2 separate regions of the Homo sapiens genome follow, and region 2 is linked to region 1. The links are chromatin contacts, found by Hi-C or POLR2A ChIA-PET in ENCODE. All regions are on one chromosome and are shown on one strand. The core of a region is the stretch at or near the end of the contact, and the rest is flanking DNA. Distances in the headings are between cores, read along the strand shown.

What was found. Hi-C counts contacts between places; a loop is a spot of excess contacts on that map. ChIA-PET counts read pairs that join two places held with the same protein, here RNA polymerase II (POLR2A). Pooled maps may share reads with other maps.
Region 2: a loop to region 1 is called in a map of naive thymus-derived CD4-positive, alpha-beta T cell, with 2.2 times the contacts of the local background. The contact joins two enhancer-like sites. A Hi-C loop is called at or near these places in 6 of 168 maps with a recorded cell type or tissue (CD4-positive, alpha-beta memory T cell, CD8-positive, alpha-beta T cell, cardiac septum and 3 more), 1 of 37 single-sample maps with no recorded cell type and 6 of 50 pooled maps. POLR2A ChIA-PET finds 5 or more read pairs at or near these places in 9 of 52 experiments (H1, HepG2, MCF 10A and 6 more).

The regions. Positions count from the first base shown.
Region 1 is chr7:44,638,000-44,640,664 of GRCh38, reverse strand. All of the region lies in intron 2 of OGDH (oxoglutarate dehydrogenase), which reads right to left. Among named protein-coding and RNA genes, the nearest start is that of OGDH, 33 kb to the right of the region's middle. RefSeq lists enhancers at 692-1,219, 1,534-1,683, 1,748-2,275, 2,164-2,283, 2,129-2,639. Within about 2 kb of position 1,309, at least 40 of the 41 ENCODE cell types and tissues checked have a DNase peak (open chromatin) inside an H3K27ac peak, as active enhancers do; they include gastrocnemius medialis, where a contact is called at or near this core.
Region 2 is chr7:44,677,272-44,679,936 of GRCh38, reverse strand. All of the region lies in intron 9 of OGDH (oxoglutarate dehydrogenase), which reads right to left. Among named protein-coding and RNA genes, the nearest start is that of ZMIZ2, 70 kb to the left of the region's middle. RefSeq lists a silencer at 1,578-1,791. Within about 2 kb of position 1,361, at least 12 of the 41 ENCODE cell types and tissues checked have a DNase peak (open chromatin) inside an H3K27ac peak, as active enhancers do; they include gastrocnemius medialis, where a contact is called at or near this core.

The sequences.
Region 1 (2,665 bases), core at 60-2,559:
AAAACCCATTAAGTGTCCAGAAACACAGGGCAAAGTCACCCAAGAGCAAGACCTTAGATCAAGAGTCTCTCCAGCTGTACAGACAGCCTCCTTTATCCTAGGGGACAATATTCACTTTTGGATCCAGAGCCAAAAGTCATAGCAAAATCACAAGTTTACTTCTTTTCAATAAAATTAGCTTTGAATAACAATTAAAATAGTAAAACAAAACAAAACAAAAAAAACCCACCAATAGCAGCAGGGATAGGTATAGCTAACTTTTACTGAGGCTCTCTGTGGGCTTTTCCAACTTACTTAGAGCACCTGGAATGTCAATCATATTCCCACTGGAGAGATGTGGGCTCAGGCAGAATTTACACACAGCAGTCACCAGGCAGGGTATTAATAAGGTTAACTGAGTAATAGCAGAGCGACGCTTAAAGAACTCTGGTCACTCTAGTAACAGTGCCTCTTACCCTAGCTTAACCTTGCCAAAGAGAGCTGGGCGCTTCTGGGCTCAACAATAAAATGAAAGGAATTTCCAGCCACTGATGCCTGGGATCACAAGGTCAGGGTCAAGGTCAGCTCTCTGGTCCTGAGCCACAAAGGCTGCAGGACTCCTTCCAGCCTAGGCCCTGGAGACAGGGCGATCATGATCATCGGGCCTCCACTCTCTGACCTTCTTTTGTGCTTGGAATACAACTCCAGGTGATTTTCAATTGGCTGAGGATAACTGCACAGACGGAAATTCAGCTCATGCTGGAGGCAGTCAGAAAAAAACTGGTTCATACCGGTACTGCTGAGCTGCTGGGAATCCCCGGGAAGGAAAATGCTGGGAATGCAACTTCTGCAGCCTTTCCCTTATTCATCTTACACCATGCATCCCACTTCACTCTCCAGTTGGCTCAGTTCCCACACCACTGGGGGAGCACCCTGCCCCACCTTCAGACAAAGAGCCCATTCTGTCTCCAGGACTGGGTGAGCCCCCACACCCAACAACAGCAAGCCCTCTTTGCGCCAAGACCTGGAGGTATACTAAAAGGTTTTTGAATTGAGTGATAGAATGTTTTGTATCGAGTGTAGTGACTGCACACATTTGGCAAAACCTACTGCACTAAACACTTAAAACAAGTGAATTTTAATATATGTAAGTTAAACCTCAAAAAAGTTTATTTATTCAAAAAGGCTTTGAAAATGAAGGTCATTATTTGGCCTGCAGGCTTCACCTCCCAACAGATGTGGCAGCAGGAAGCCAGACCTGCCCAAGTACCAGAGCTCCCAGGCACCCACTGGCCCCACCCCTCCCTGTATGAGTCACCAATGGGGCCACTTCCTTCCTGGTGGGGCCCAGATGCCACAGTCCATCCCCCACTCTCTTTCCACCTCCCTGTTGTCCTGCAACCCTGTATCTCTCTAACATCTTCCACTCCCCAAGGAGATACCTCTTCTCCAGCTCCTTAAACTACCCACCCCTGCCTCATCCTCTGAACACCTGAATCTGGATCTGCCTTCCATAACCCCTGGCTTTAGGTTCCAGGGGACCTGCAGAGCCCTCCCTGTCCACTTGCTCCCATGCCCCAGCATCATGCTCCTTCCTTCCCGCAGGCCTGGCAGCTACCCTTCTTTCCATGGGATGTTTGTCCTCTCCCTTCACATGGTCGCTTAGCTTTGTCACTATCTGGGAGAGCGTTTCCCCTTCTGATACTCCCAGCCCTTACTGTACACTCATCTCAACCTGAGATCTCTCCCCTGCTGTCTGTCCCCATCCTGGGGGATAAATCAAGACTAGGCTGAGTCATTGACCACCCAGCGCAAACAGAAGCCCCTTCAAAAAGAAGAGAAAGCTTCTGGAAGAGAGAGTCAAAGCATGTCCCATCTAATTCCCATGGAGCATGAAGAGACACCTGGAAGGGATAGAAGCCCACTCACTGAAAGGTGGCACCTGGTGGCTGATGGCTCACTGAGAACCTGAGCTGAGTCAGGCGACCTCAGCTCTCTTACTGAGTGAGAAAAATAAGCCTGTTGGTTTAGGCTGCCTAAGCTGCATTTTCCCTTTCTTCCAGCCAAATTTATTCCTAATTATCCCTTGCTGTTGCCTGGATGTCCCGGAATTGCAGTCTGATGTAGGCAGGGGCAGTGACTTCTACTTCTAGAAACATTCCAAGTGACAAAGCAGAAGTGAAAAGGAGAAAGCACAGTAATGGGGAAAATCAGACTTGAGAATACACAATCTAATAGCATGCTACCATCAAACACACTGAAGACCTAAGTTTCCTATAATAGAAACAGTTTTTCACTCATGAGAAATGGAGGCAGTCAGACTTTGGTTTCTTTATGAAGTAAGTGTGGTATTTGGGCCTTACTTTAGTACTTGGCTCAGGGCGGTGACAGGGACTTCTGAGTCACAATGACGTACGTGGGTGTGCCCAGCTCCACACCCAAGTTGCAACCCATCACTAGTGTTATTCATCTCTCCAATCTCTTAATTGGCTTCTGTTGCACAACTAATAACGTAAGGAAAATATCTGTCCCCTTGCCTTGCCTCAAATATACAGTTACACACAGTTAATTCTCTGACCACCAATGACAATGTCACTGATAAGGGGGAAAAGGTTAAAATGTTAAGGTAAGTGGGCAAGGTTGTAAATGACATTCAAGGGGCAGGAAGCTGCCAGAAGGAGTGAGG
Region 2 (2,665 bases), core at 112-2,611, 39 kb before region 1:
GCCTGGCCGAGAAAGATGGGTTTTTAAGGAATCAGGCTGGCAAGTGCAAAGTCTGCAGGGCGGGCTGGCAGGCTGGAGACCCACAGCAGAGCTGATGTTGCAGCTTAAGTGTGAAGGCTGTCTGGAGGCAGAATTCCTTCTTTTCTGGGAACCTCAGTTTTTTCTCGAAGGCCTTGAACTGACTGGATGAAACCCACTCACATTGTGCAAGGTCTTCTACTTTACTCAAAATCTACTGGTTTAAACGTTAATCTTATCTTTACAAAATGCCATCTAGATGGGTGTTTAGCAAAAAAAACCTGGACGCTGTGGCTAGCCAAGGTGATATACAACACACCCTCTCCTGCTGTGTCCTCAGCCTACGGGCCTACTGACCTGCACCTCCCTGAGTTCTTGTGATTACCCTGGTCCTCAGCGCTGTGCTGAGTCATCCTTGGTTAAGACCCATGATTTGTGTGTCAGGGACAAAACCTAGAATTTTTAAAAACAGAACTGCAGGTGTCCTGCCTTTTGGTGGATGTGGCAGGTGCTCACTAGGATAGCAGCATGTGGACGTAAGGATCTGGTTTGCTTACGGGGCCCCCTTGGAGGTGTGCAGCTTTGCTACGATGCCCAGGCTGCCTGAGTGTAAAAGCCATTGGTTTTGAGTCACTGACATTTCATGCTTTCCTGATCCCGATAGTGTGTTGTTTCTTCCCGCAGATACTTTTCTGTCCAGTCTGTCTTCTGCTGACAGGGCACCTGTAGTCAGTCTTCCTCTTGTCATGGTATTTGCTCTTGATCATCCTGGTGATGTTGTACTGCGACTACCATGCCATACTGCACTGTGGTAACTGTCTGCTGAAATCACAGCCAGGACACATGGGGAATCTCCTTGTGTCTGGCAGCCTGAGCCATACCTCTGGCAGGAGCGGGTTCTCCCTTTGCAGCAGGTTGCATTGCTGCACTGAGGAAATGCTTTCATGAACAAAGATCCCAAAGGCCATATTAGCACTGAGCCAAATCAGGTCTGTTTCACAATCATGCATGAGGTTATGGGATGACCTCAGCTGCACTTACAGAAAGTATGTAATTCTTCACGAAAAATGCTGAGAGTTACATAACACACACTCCAGCTCCCTGAGTTTCTGGATTTAATAGAAATCAAATCATGTCCTATGGGTGTCAAGAGGAGTAAGAAGAACAGGCAGATGGCTGAGCCTGCAATGACCCCACACTGACCCTGCTGGGGACATGTGAGGGCTTGAGGCAAGGTGACGAGGAGGCTCAGAAAGAGGGCCTGGCAGCTATCCACATTGGGGCAAGGGCAAACTTGTGACAACAAGGTTTGTGTAGACTGGAAAACAAAGGGACTGACAGTTCGGACTCAGCTGCATGCAGACTTATGAGCAAATCAGGGACTAACCAGCCTCTCCTGTCCTGGCATCTCATGAAGGGACCAATCAGTGTGACCATCTGTAGCAGTTTAAAATATACTCTATTGCTTTTACTCTAATGATTTCATTCCTTTTTGGGAAATTTCCAGCATTATGAGGTGAGTACTGCTAGAGTGGATTTCTGTCCACAATCTATGAATGTGGGAATCACCCAAAGTTTTCGGTAATCTCATTCCACTACTCAGCCCAAATGCCTGGGCGAGTGTCCTAGCCAAGGAGGGTGCAAATACCAGAGGCACTGGTCATCACAATGCTGATCTCCCCATGCCGATCTCACCTTAGCCCAGGCCATCCCAGACACCCAGTGTTGTTACTGCCTGCGGGGGCTGCAGGTTCCCCAGAGCTAAGGCCTCTTTGCATCTAGTTGAAGTTTCTGTGGCACTGTCCTGGCCCATGAGCTTGAAGCCATGGAATGACCTCTGCGTCCCTGTGGGTCATACTCGTTCTTTACAGTGAGCATTGATCGATGCGGGAATCACTTCCCCAGCCCAGGCTCCATTACCTATGATGACAGTTTCCCTTCCTCTAACACTGTAAGCATGACAGTAGTAGATTTACAGTATTTAAAATTATAGAGCCTGGTAAAGTAATAATTGGTTCCACTTCTTTTTTTTTTTTTTTTCCTTTGAGAAGGAGTCTCCCTCTGTCACCCAGGCTGGAGTGCAGTGGCGTGATCTCAGCTCACTGCAACCTCCGCCTCCCAGGTTCAAGCAATTCTCCTGCCTCAGCCTCCTGAGTAGCTGAGACTACAGGCGTGTGCCACCATGCCCGGCTAATTTTTTTTTTGTATTTTTAGTAGAGATGGGGTTTCACTGTGTTAGCCAGGATGGTCTCGAACTCCTGACCTCAGGTGATCCACCCGCCTCAGCCTCCCAAAGTGCTGGGATTACAGGCGTGAGCCACCGCACCTGGCCAATTGGTTCCACTTCTAACATAGACCTGACTTCTTTCCAGGGCACAACTAGGAGGCCGGCCCCTCCCTGCTCTGTGTCCCCAATTCCCCCTACATCTTTGCTCTTACCTTTCATCTCCAGAAAACATTCTTCCCTTCCCACCTCCCTAAATCCTGCCACTTCTCAAATAAAATGACAACTACCTGCTCTGCTACTAAGGGGTGTGCCTTCTATCCTTGGTCCAACTCTAGCCCACACCCCTGCACACCTCTTCCAAAGCTCTTCACGGCTAACTCCAGTTTCCTATCATGCCGTGTATGTGCTATTTGCTTCTTT